Linked DNA regions of Homo sapiens: region 1 is linked to region 2. A link is a contact called in ENCODE Hi-C or POLR2A ChIA-PET data. All regions are on one chromosome and are shown on one strand. Each heading gives the region's core, a stretch centred on a gene start or an enhancer-like site at or near the end of the contact. The rest is flanking DNA. Distances are from core to core; before and after follow the strand shown. Region 1 holds the start of PFKM (phosphofructokinase, muscle). Region 2 has its middle 14 kb from the start of TMEM106C.

What was found. A loop is a pair of places that touch in the nucleus more often than their neighbours do. ChIA-PET counts read pairs that join two places held with the same protein, here RNA polymerase II (POLR2A). Pooled maps may share reads with other maps.
Region 1: a loop to region 2 is called in a pooled map, with 2.2 times the contacts of the local background. The contact joins the promoter of PFKM here to the enhancer-like site in region 2. A Hi-C loop is called at or near these places in 2 of 50 pooled maps. POLR2A ChIA-PET finds 5 or more read pairs at or near these places in 3 of 52 experiments (HEK293, HEK293T and activated CD4-positive, alpha-beta T cell).

Annotation. Positions count from the first base shown.
Region 1 is chr12:48,116,376-48,122,389 of GRCh38, reverse strand. It overlaps PFKM (phosphofructokinase, muscle), which reads right to left and starts at 3,026. Exons shown (of 23, transcript NM_000289.6): 1 at 2,984-3,026. RefSeq lists an enhancer at 3,361-3,430.
Region 2 is chr12:47,946,739-47,952,324 of GRCh38, reverse strand. No RefSeq gene overlaps it. Among named protein-coding and RNA genes, the nearest start is that of TMEM106C, 14 kb to the left of the region's middle. Within about 2 kb of position 2,729, at least 3 of the 41 ENCODE cell types and tissues checked have a DNase peak (open chromatin) inside an H3K27ac peak, as active enhancers do.

The DNA of each region.
Region 1 (6,014 bases), core at 1,777-4,276, 170 kb before region 2:
TAGGTTATTGCAGAGGGCTGGAATCAGATGAGGTTTAGGGCACTGATGACAATCAGCAAAGTAGAAGTAGAAGAGCAAGGGTAGGTTGGATTATAATTAAGATTAGGGTTGGGTGTTATGGAATTGTGCTATTGGAATGGGGTTAGGTGATATGGAGTTGAAACTGGAGTCTGAGGCTATAAAGGCACATCAGAGTTAGGCAAATTAATGGTGTCAGTCTCAAGAATGGTCAGGGGCTTTCTATGGCTCTTCCCTCTCAGGATGTCAGCCTCCTGAGCATCTCTTGATCCTTGGTCTTTGGGTCTTGCCCCTCACATTACTACATGCTATGAAATGAGAAAATTAACACAAAGTCACTGCCGTATATACACAGATGTGTACATACGACATGGGAACACCTTCATATTTTATTCTTTAGGGATCACCTCTCTCAAAGGAACACACAAGAGGACGTATTTTTGTATCCATAAAATGCCAGTAGAATTATCACTCTCCCAGTTTTTCAGGCTAAAACCTGTTATTTTAAATTTATCTCCTCCCTTCCTCTCAGATTCAAAACAGTAACTAAATCCTATTATTCTCCCTTCTTATTATCTTCCTTTATCCATCCCCTCCTTTCTATCCTCATTGCCATTTTCCACCTGAACTGCTTACTACAATAGCTGGTTTCCCTGTGCTTGTGTTCCTTTCTTCACTCTATTAGACACACAAAATAAACCTTCATAGGAAGGTCATAGGTCCCTAGGCTTCAGTGGAGATGTGTATTCATTCACAGGAACCCAAGTTTTACGGGCAGCTTGTGCTTGCTTCTACCCTGCATTTGGAGAACTCAGGGTAGCTGCCTATAGAGACATAAGTCACATAAACACCCAAATCCACACAAATAATAAAATAATGCAATGAGACATATATGAAGACATACATTCACAAACATGCATTGTGTTAACAGACAGAGATTAATGAACGTACTACATATAATCAGTACTAACAAATAAGGTCCCAACTTGTTGGGTTGGCATTCGAAGCTTCTACAATTTAGCCCTTGCATATAGCTTCAACTGTTGGTCCTATAGATTCTCTGCTCCATTGTCACCTGAACATTACTTTGCTCTTCCCACTTTAGTGCCTGGGCACACTGCATCCCTTGTCCAGGTGGCTACCCTGGCCCTTTCCACAGATTCACATCCCATTCCATCATTTAAGACCAGTGATAGTTGTACCCTTATTAAACCTTCACTGATTACCACAGGTCAAGGAAACCTTCTTTTGGACTTCCTCTAACCACATGTTGTCTAAACTGGATCACTGCCTCCCAGGTTCAAGTGATTCTCCTGCCTCAGCCTCCCGAGTAGCTGGGATTACAGACATGCACCACCACACCCGGCTAATTTTTGTATTTTTAATTGAGACGGGTTTTCACCATGTCGGTCAAGCTGGTCTTGAACTCCTGACTTCAGGTGATCCGCCCACCTTGCCTCCCAAAGTGCTGGGATAACAGGCATAAACCACCATGCTCGGCCTGCTTTATGTGGCATTTTAATAGTTTCGTACGCACTGATAAGAGGGTTGGACTAGATCAGGGGTCAGCATACAACAGCCTGTAGGCCAAATCCAGCCCTTCTCACATTTTTGTATGGCAGTAAGCTGTGAAAGGTTTTTATATTTTTTAGTGGTTGCAAAAAGTACTTCATGACATGTGAAAAATGTTAAGTTCAAATTTCAGTATGTGCACTACCTTCGTTCATTCACGTATTATCATGGATGTTTTTGTGCTACAACAGCAGAATGGATATTGTGACAGAGACTCATAAGCCTGCAGTTTAAAATATTTACTATCTGGTCTTTTACAGACGAAGTTTGCCAACCACTGGACTGGATGGCTGCTAAAGTCATTTTTCCTAACTAGACTGAGAACTCCTCCAGGGCAGGGATCATGATCATTTTTAAAAACTCTCCCACAGCTCACTAAAGACTTGCAAAGTCTATGCACATTACAGGACCCCAATAAATACTTGTTGAAAACGTTAATGAACTGATGAACTACATGAAATACAAATATATGAAAAATGTAAAATCGGCTTAGATACAGATATACCTCCATATTCTACTTTAAAACACACTTTTAACTTGGACTTGAGAAATCATATAGTGACAAACAGTGAAAGGAACATAGAGACACGCGTGACTAGAGACGCTCTTATTTAACTGGAATGTTCATGTCCAAATTTCTGCTGTTTTCCAAAAAGAAAGATTAAGTGACTAGGGCAAATAGGAAGGCAAAAAGGTGGAAAGGAAAAAACAAGACATCTGGGTATGCTGATCCCTTTCCTCCCGTTTTTTCTTCTCATTCACTCTTGGAGCTCATGACGGGGGCAGAATCCCACACAGAGCTCTTCCACCCCTGGAAGCGTCAGTGAGGGAGAAAATTCGCCATAACAAGAGGAGTTTAAGAGTGCTGACCTGTAAAAACCGCTCATATTCTTCTCCTGAAATCTCTAAGACAGTTATAGAGGCACAGGACACAGAAATTCATGCAGACTCATGTATAAGCATCCCTTACAGACCCACAATGACACGCACGTAGACAAAAACAGACAGATATTAAAACATATCTCTAAAATCACGTGCGTATATAAGCACGCGGCAGGGAGGAACAGAAAAGCAGCATCATAGGAGCACTGATTTGAATTGGGTGAGTGCCAGGGTAGGGTCAGGCAGCCAAGGGCAACCCGTCCGAGCCCCACCCACCCATCCCAGATTCCTGGGGAATGCAGCTGAGCCTGCAAGCGGAGGGGACTGGCCAAGGGGCTAGGATCCTTCACGACTGCCCTGCCCATCCCCCTCTCGGCTCCAGCTTAGGATGCCGTATCTCTTCTTTTCCTTTCTGCTCCTTTCAGTTCTCCCTACCGCCTGCTCCCGGCCCATACCTTCCCACCTCACTCCCAGCTCTCCCCCTTGCTCTTCACTCAATGGCCCCTCTTGCCTTTTAGTCTTAGCTCTCCTCCGCCGCTGCTTTCTTGCAGATTGTCCTTGGGAAAGGGGGGAGGGGTGATGGACGAACATGGGGAGGAGCCAGGTGGAGGCAAAGAGGGAGGGGGAAGGAGGAGAGGCTTCCCAACCTCCACTAACAGATGCTGACAAGAAGGCTCCGCCTCCTCCTGCTTGCCTTTCTCCTCCTCTTCCTCCTCCCCCTAAGTACTCAGCTCAGATATGGCAGCGGCTTAGTTCCTTCACTCCCCAGAGTCCTGGGGTCCTCATATCTATCTCGAGAGCCATCAGCATCTTTATTTAATGGGAATAATAAATTATTTCGTTGCTTCTCTTGTTTTCAACACAGAACTTTTTCCTAGTCCAGACTGCCTGAGACACCTTGCATTCCAACATCTTCAGCAACTGCTAATAAAACCTGCCCCTGTGGCCCTCTATCCGTCTTTAAGCAAACATTTCTTGGGAGTCTGTGTGCTAGATTTTGCATTAGGTGCCGAGAGGTTTAAAAAAAATAAATATAGTCCCTGCCTTTGAGGAACATTGAATTATGACATCTTCTATAGAATAGCCTCAAAAACTTCTTTTACATTTACATTACCTTTCTCAGAGAAAGTACAGAAAAGCTAGCTATTTGGAATGAAAGTGTCAAGAGGGAAGGGCGTGTCTGTGAGGCCACTTCTCAAGCCTGCAGTGGGGAGGGATGGGGGCGGGATTCTGGCAGTGAAGCAAACATATAAATTGGGCTTCACAGCAAACAGGATCCACTCTGGAAAAAGGGTCAGATGCTCCCAGAGCAAGAGGTGCATCCATTACTCAAGTCTCACCTTCCCTTTGCTTCATTGTCTCCACAGTCGGGTCTCCTCTTGCTTTTACCACTGCCCTCTTCCTCTTGCTTACTTGTATCTCTACCTCTGCACATTCTGGCACAAACAATACAAATGCAAGTGACTAGGAGATAAAACCCCATTTGACTACACAAAATAAAAGCATTTGTTCTCCAAATTATACCATCAAGAAAGTGGAAAGACAACCCACAGAATGGGAGAAAATATTTGCAAATCATGTATCTGATAAGGGGCTGGCATCCAGAATAAATAAAGAACTCATTTGCAACTCATTAAGAATGTAAACCAAAAATAAAATTATAAGCCCCTCAACCATCTGAATAGACCCCTCCTCTCAGTCAAGGGTATTCCAAAGTTAATCTGAAAAACTAGTTCAGACGTTGATGGAAAGGGGAAGCCAGACACACTTCATTATATGCTCCTCCCTTTTGGAATTACTGATAGAACAGACTCTTTAAGTCTGATAAGAAACATTTACAATCTATTCTCTGAAACCTGCTACCTGGAAGCTTTGTCCACCTGATAAAACCTTGGTCCTCACAGATTGCTTTTCTATTAAGTCTTTGGACAATAACTTAACTCTTTTCACCAATTTCCAATCAGAAAATCTTTGAATCTACCTATGACCTGGAAGCCCCGCTCCCCCCTCCCTGCTTCCAGTTATCCCGCCTTTCTGGACTAAATGAATGTACATCTTACATATATTCATTGATACCTTATATCTCCCTAAAATTTATAAAACCAACTTGTGGCCCGACCATCTTGAACACATGTTCTCAGGATCTCCTGAGGGCTGTGTCATGGGGGAGCTATTGGTCACTCGTATTTGGCTCAGGATAAATCTCTTCAAATGTTTTACAGTTTGACTCTTTTCAGTGACAATAAAAAGAAAATACCTCAATTTAAAAATGGGCAAAAGAGTTGACCAAAGAAGATATACAGGTGGCAAATAAACATGAAAAGATGTCAACATCATATGTCATTAGCGAACTGCAAATTAAAACAGTGAGACACCACTACACACCTATTAGAATGATTAAATGATTAAAATTCAAAAATCCAAATGCTAATGAGAATGTGGAACCACTGGAACTCTCATTAATTGCTGGTGGGAATGCACAATGGTACAGTCACTGTAGAAGACAGTTTGACAGTTTTTTACAAAGCTAAATATTGTCTTACCACATGATCCAGCAATAGCACTCCTAAGTATTTAGCTGAATGAGCTGAAAATTATGTCTGCACAAAAAACCTGCACATGAATGTTTATAAAAGCTTTATTCATAATTGCCAAAAGCTGGAGGCAACCAAGATGTCCCTCAAAAGGTGAATAAACAAACTGTGATACAGCTATACAATGGAATATTTTCCATCAATAAAAAATTATCAAGCCAGGAAAAGACATAGTGAAACGGGCCAGTGTGAAAAGGCTGCATACTGTATGATTCCAACTGTATGACAGTCTGGAAAAGGTAAAACTACGGAGACAATAAAAATATCAGTTGTTACTGGGGCTTGGGATAGAGAAGGAGAGATTAATAGGTGGAGCACAGGGGATTTTAGGGGCACTAAAATGATTCGGTATGATGCTATAACAGATACATGACATACATTTGTCATGACATTATGCATTTGTCAAATTCATAGAACTATACAATCCAAAGAGTAAACCCTAATGTAAACTATGGAACTTAGCTAATAATAATGTATAAATATTGGGTTATCAATTATCACAAGTGTACCACACTAATGCAAGATGTTAATAAGTAGGGAAAACTGGCCAGGCACAATGGCTCACACCTGTAATCCCAGCACTTTGGGAGGCCAAGGCAGGTGGATTGTTTGAGCTCCGGAATTTAAGACCAGACTGGGCAACATGGTGAAACCCCGTCTCTACAAAAATACAAAAAATTAGCCAGGTGTGGTGGCACATGCCTGTAGTCCCAGCTACTCAGGAGGTTGAGGCACAAGAATGACTTGAGCCTGGGAGGCAGAGCTTGCAGTGAGCCGAGATTGCGCCACCACACTCCACCCTGGGCGACAGAGTGAGATCCTGTCTCAAACATAAAAAATTTAAAAATGAGCAAAGGCTTGAATAGACAGTTCTCTAAAAATGATATATAATGGCTAAAAAGTACAAGAAAAGATGCTCAACATCAATAGCCATTAGGGCAATGCAAA
Region 2 (5,586 bases), core at 1,480-3,979:
ACCAACCTAAATCTAACTCAGAGCCCCATCCTGACTGGCCCCAGGGGATTTAATCTCCTCCATTACTGAGGCTACCTCCCCCTCCCCAGGGTCGCTCAGGAGTCCTGGAGAATTACTTCTTGGAGCCCAGGAGGCAGGGTATGCAAGGGCCTCTCACCATGTCATGCTGATCTCCCCCTTGTCCCTTTTCCCACAGGCCTCTGTGTTGGGTCATGTTACTGCTCCTTGTGACCTGGGAACCTTGGCCCAGGCTGGTAGAGCTGGTGTGCAGGGTCCAAAGTGCCCATGCAGCCATGCCCCTTGGAGACCCTGCCCCTTCTCCACAGTGATGCTGGGGCAGGAGTTCAGCTTCCTCTCCCCTCACCCTGCTCACTCCTTGCTTTCCTCTCTCAACAGCATCTTGAACACCTGATATCATCTCTTGAATAAGCCCAGGAATTCATGAGAGACAGTTCAAGAGGTTGTCTTTGAATTATTATTTTTTTTAATTTCTACCCCAAAGAAATCTAAAGGGCTGAGTTATCCCTTTGGAACAGGGGACAGATACTGGGGAAAAACACAAAACACAAACTAACATCTTAAAATGAACATAATCAAACTAGCTTGGAGGGGAACCTGCAGACCACGGAGACTAATAGCTGCTTCTGACACTATTAACAATTGCCCCAGGCTCAGTACGGCCTGGAGAGGGTGGCAACACCATGAGATGGCTTTGGGGGTCTTAGCCCTTAATAATTGCCACAACTCTCTCTGCCGCTGGCAACCTTGGATGAACACACTCTAAGTAGGTTAAATGGTGATCGAGCTACACACACACAAACTGCTTGCCCCTTTTTGCCCTTCTAGAGGGGCTGGAGCACCCCCCGAATGGTACCTGTGGTACCTGTGTTAAGAGCTGGCACCCTGGAGGCAGGTGTGGGAGGAAGGCTGACTGGCCAGGGAACTGGGGGAGCTGTGCCTGAGGGGTAGGCTGGAGATGGGCTTGCTGGATTTCCACTCTGCAATGAGTGTTTGATGAAACCCAGGCGCCAGCCAGCCAATCTCCGTGGTCAACTTTCCCAGCACTTCCTTTCTCAACCTTAGCTTCAGGGATGAACGTGGTGGCTGGACAGATCCTCATCTGATTGTCATCCAAAACCTCCATGAATCTGTCCACTGCTGCCCGAGACATACCTACCTAGAGGCTCAGCCAGCAGGGCCTTTGCCTGAACTCCAGGCATCCTGTGCCTGAGCCAGACAAACTGCAAATGGACAAGCCTTGAACAAGCGTATGTACACCTAATACAAAGCAGGCAGTGAAAAAATGCAGGAAGATGATGAGGAATGCAGGAGTCACGGATTAGTGCCTGAGGACAAAAGGCTGAGATGAACTCTGGGATGTTTTTAGAAAGACAAGATCCATATCCAACCCATTCCCAAAGGGCAACTGTCTGAAACAGCTCTTGACATCCCCTTCTTCTCACCTTCCGCAATGATTGAATTCAGGTTCTCTGCATCTCTTGCCTAGGCAATTGAAATAGCCTTCTTGGTAGGCTCTCTGACGTTTCATATATATATATGTATATGCATATGTATATAATTTACTATGTGTCTATTATGTGTCAGGTACCACAGTAGGCACTTCTGTATATTATCTCATTTACTCCTCTTAACAAGTCTATAGGCTGAGTTTCATCACCCCCATTTGACAGATGCACCCCCATTTAACAGATGAGGCCTCTGTGGCTCAGAGAAGTGATGTGGCTTGCCTGATGTCACACAGCTGGGGTACAAGCACCATGCCATCTCCGACCACTTGCCTTCCCAGCCCCCCTCCACATTCCACTGGTCTAGCGGTCTTTTTCTGAAAGCAGAAGTATTCGTATCATTCCGTCTCTTGAAGCCTTCAGTGGCTCCTCACAGGCTCCAGGATCAGACCCAAGCCCCTTATACAACTTGCGAGGCCTCTTCCACCCTCCTGCTGCCTCCTTGCCACTGACCACACACTTGTACCACAGCAAACTATTTGTAGCTTCCTAAACATGCCGGGACTTTGTGCCCTTGCTCCCTCTGTCCTCTTGGTGTGGGATGTTCTTTCCGCCCTGCCCCACCCCATACCCCGTTTCCTGCGCCTGGAGGGATCCTACACAGCTGCTCGAGCCCAGCCCTGACGTGGCTCTGCCATCTCTGCAAATCCGTCTCCCACCATCCCCCAGCATGCACACACACGTACACGCGTGCGCACCCACACCCTCCTCTGCCCCTCCGGCCCCCTGCTCGGCGTGAGGGCCGCTGTTGGCGCATCTGGCGTGTCTCCTCTTGGCCTCTCCTCTGGCACCTGTGGCTCATCTACTGTATGATGATTGTCTGTTTACCAGGCCATAGGTCCTGTTAGACTAAACTCTGCGAGGGCAGGATGGTGTCCTTGGGGCCTTGAGAAGAGCCTGGCAGAGAGCAGAAGCTCCGTAAATATTTATTGAATGAATTGAACAGAGTTGAGTGAACAGAGAGCACCTTGGGACAGGGACAATTTCAGTCACTTCCACGCCCCATCTCGTGGCATGCGCCTGGCACCCAGTGCATGTGCAGTTAAGAGTGAATGAATAAGGTCAGAGGAAAAGACAGGACGGGTGGGAGGAGAGTGGTGGGAAGGTTGGCCACAGATTCCAGTGCAGGTCTGGACACAGCTCTGTTCCTTCCGCCAGGGGGCGTGGGAGGCCTGGGCCGGGCCTCCAGACTCCAGTAATTCCTTCCTTTCTTAAAACCCACAAGAGGATCCAGGCGCGCCTGTCGTCCCAGCTACTTGGCAGGCTGGGGCAGGAGGATGGCTTGAGCCCAGGAGTTCGAGGCTGCAGTGCACTATGATCGTACCCATGCATAGCCACTGCGTTTTCTGGCCTGGGCAACACAGCAAAACTCTATCTCTGAAAAACAAAACAAAACAAAACAAAACAAAACAAAAAACAAATCCACAAGAGGCTGGAGGTTGCTTCCCTCCACTGAAGGGATCAGGAGGCAGCCAGGAGCAAAGGGAAGGAGTCCACCCAAGGCTGGATTACCCAAAACAGTGGGCTGGGGTTTGGCCTGACCTGCTCTTGCCTGATGGGACAGGAAGGGATTGGGATGCACCTTGGAACAGGTAGATGCTTGCAGTTGGAGGCTATGACTGGAGCTGTCGGTCTAGAGCCGGGAAAGGGCTCATATTTCTTCATCGTCACTTCTGAGAGAACTGAGGCCCAGAGATGTCAAATGACCTGGCATCTCAGCCAAGTACAGGCCTGACAGGGAGAGGCGGGACCTGCCCACACACCCACCAGCCTATCTCCTGAGGCTTCAGGCCACATGGCTCTGTGGCCACTCTACTGGGCCCAACTGTCCAAACAAGACAGCTGGGTGATTTTTGTCTAAATTAGATGCCACCAAATATTTGTATTATAAAGAGTTTTTCAAGTGTTGTAGTTTTGTCTTTCACTCTCCCCATGAACAGATTTGCAAGGGGACCCGGATTAGCAGTGAGAGTGAGAGAATGGAGCAGGTAGGAGGTGCGGGGAGATGATACAGGCCAACGGTGCTGGAGAGCTGGAGCATGAATCTGAATTGCTGTTCCACTGTGGCTGAGCCTGGCCTGCCTGGACATCTTCCTCTGGCCAGTGTCCCTTCTAGGCACTGGGCTGCCATGAGGACAGGCTTTTGGGTGGTGCTGTACAACAGCAGCTGACCTCTTGGGTGCTGTCTCTGCTACTGCTTTAGCGATCTCTGCTGTAGAGCTTCCGTCCCTGCCCCTGAGTATAGGCTCAGAAGCCCCACTATCCTTCCAGAGGCTGCTCTATGTTACTTCCTCCAGGGAGCACTCCTTGATTCTGACCCTCTGCCGGGGACAATCTCTCCCTTCTTTGAGTTCTCATATTAATTTGTTTATGCTTCTTTCATGGGATTTGCCTCTCCCCTTGCATGACTGTACAAAAGTGGCATAGCATAGCCGCTAAGATGGATTCAGACTCCCTGGGCCCAGATCCTGACTCCGCTGCTTACTAGTTGTACTGTGGTGTGAGAGTCTCTTGGCTGGGTGCGGTGGCTCACGCCTATAATCCCAGCACTTTGGGAGGCTGATGTGGGCAGATCACTTGAACCCAGTGTTCGAGACCAGCCTCAACAACATGGTTAAACCCTGCCTGTACAAAATTAAAACATAAGTAAAAATTAGCCAGGCGTGGTGATGTGCGCCTGTAGTCCCAGCTACTTGGGAGGCTGAGGTGGGAGGATCACCTGAGCCCAGGAGGTTGAGGCTGCAATAAGCCATGATTACGCCACTGCACTTCAACCTGGGCAACAGAGTGCAACTCTTGTCTTTTTTTCTTTTTTTTTTTAAAAAAGAATATCTTACTTTCTGTGTGCCTCAGTTTCCTCCTCTATAAGATGGGAATAATAAGAGTACCTTTCTTACAGGGCTGATGAGGGTTTTTAATGAATTACTACATGTAAAGTGCTTAGGTCAGGACCTTGTACATGGCAAACACCCTTTAAGTGCATGCTATGATTGCCACTGGAGTGTTTGTGTCTGTGCCTTACCTCCTTATTAAGCCTGTTACTTCTTGAGAATGGGGTCAGCCCCTTTTACTTAAGGCAATTTGTGTCCCTCACTGTCCTGGCGCAGGGCCTGGTTCATAGCCGGTTCTCGCTGACGGTTTGGGGAATGATGATGAGGTCCGATGCCTTCTCCCTGCGTCTGTGTCCCTGCTGCAAGCCCCTGCAGAGCGAGCCTGTCTCCGCGGCTCAGGCCCTTCCTCCCACAGCCTGAGCCCCAGCAATTTTCCCTGGCAGCTCCCACGTTCCGGACTAACTTTAGGGTTGGTTTCCAGCTGTGGTTGGATTTTTCTGTTTGAAAAATATTTTAAGCAGCTGGTGGGGAAGGGGTGGAGAGGTGGGAAAAGAATAATAAATAAACTTGTGAAAGGAAGATTGTCTAAACAGCTAGGAGCTGCCACTGCCAACAGCTTGGTCTCCGGGCCATGCCAAGGACTGGGGAGCTATCAGGTGGTTGGTGGTGGGGACGGGACACTGTGCTGGCTTCCCAGGCCAAGGAGAAAGACTCTCTGCCCCTCACAAGCACTTCTCGCGCTTCCTTTCACATTATGCCCTGCGTGAGTTTCCAGGATGCAAGAACTACACGTGGAGAAAGCTAGTTCTGCCGCAGGCGGGATTGAAGTTAGACACTGAAAAGAACTTCTTAGTATCAGAGCCCATCCCTGTAATCCACCTTTATTTCCCCTAAGACCTTGTTTTTCTCCAGAACTCAACTCCTTTTCAGCTCTGGTTATGTAACGCCTCGGCCACTCCCACCTGCCTCCAATGCACCCCATTCACCTAACAGCACACTTCCCTTTCGCCCTTCCACGGCCCCGTCCTCCAGCGCCCTGGTTTCATCAGCTTCTTCTTTCCTTTCAGCCCGGCTCTGCCACCGAGGCCCTCGGGCTTCTTTCTTCACCTCAGCCACCTCCCTCGGTGGGGGTGGGGAGACCTCCTTCCTGGACAGAGTGGGCCGTGGCACAGGTGGACAGCCAGGCCCAGAGGCCCAGGGTCACCCTACACACAGTCGGAGGAAAGGCT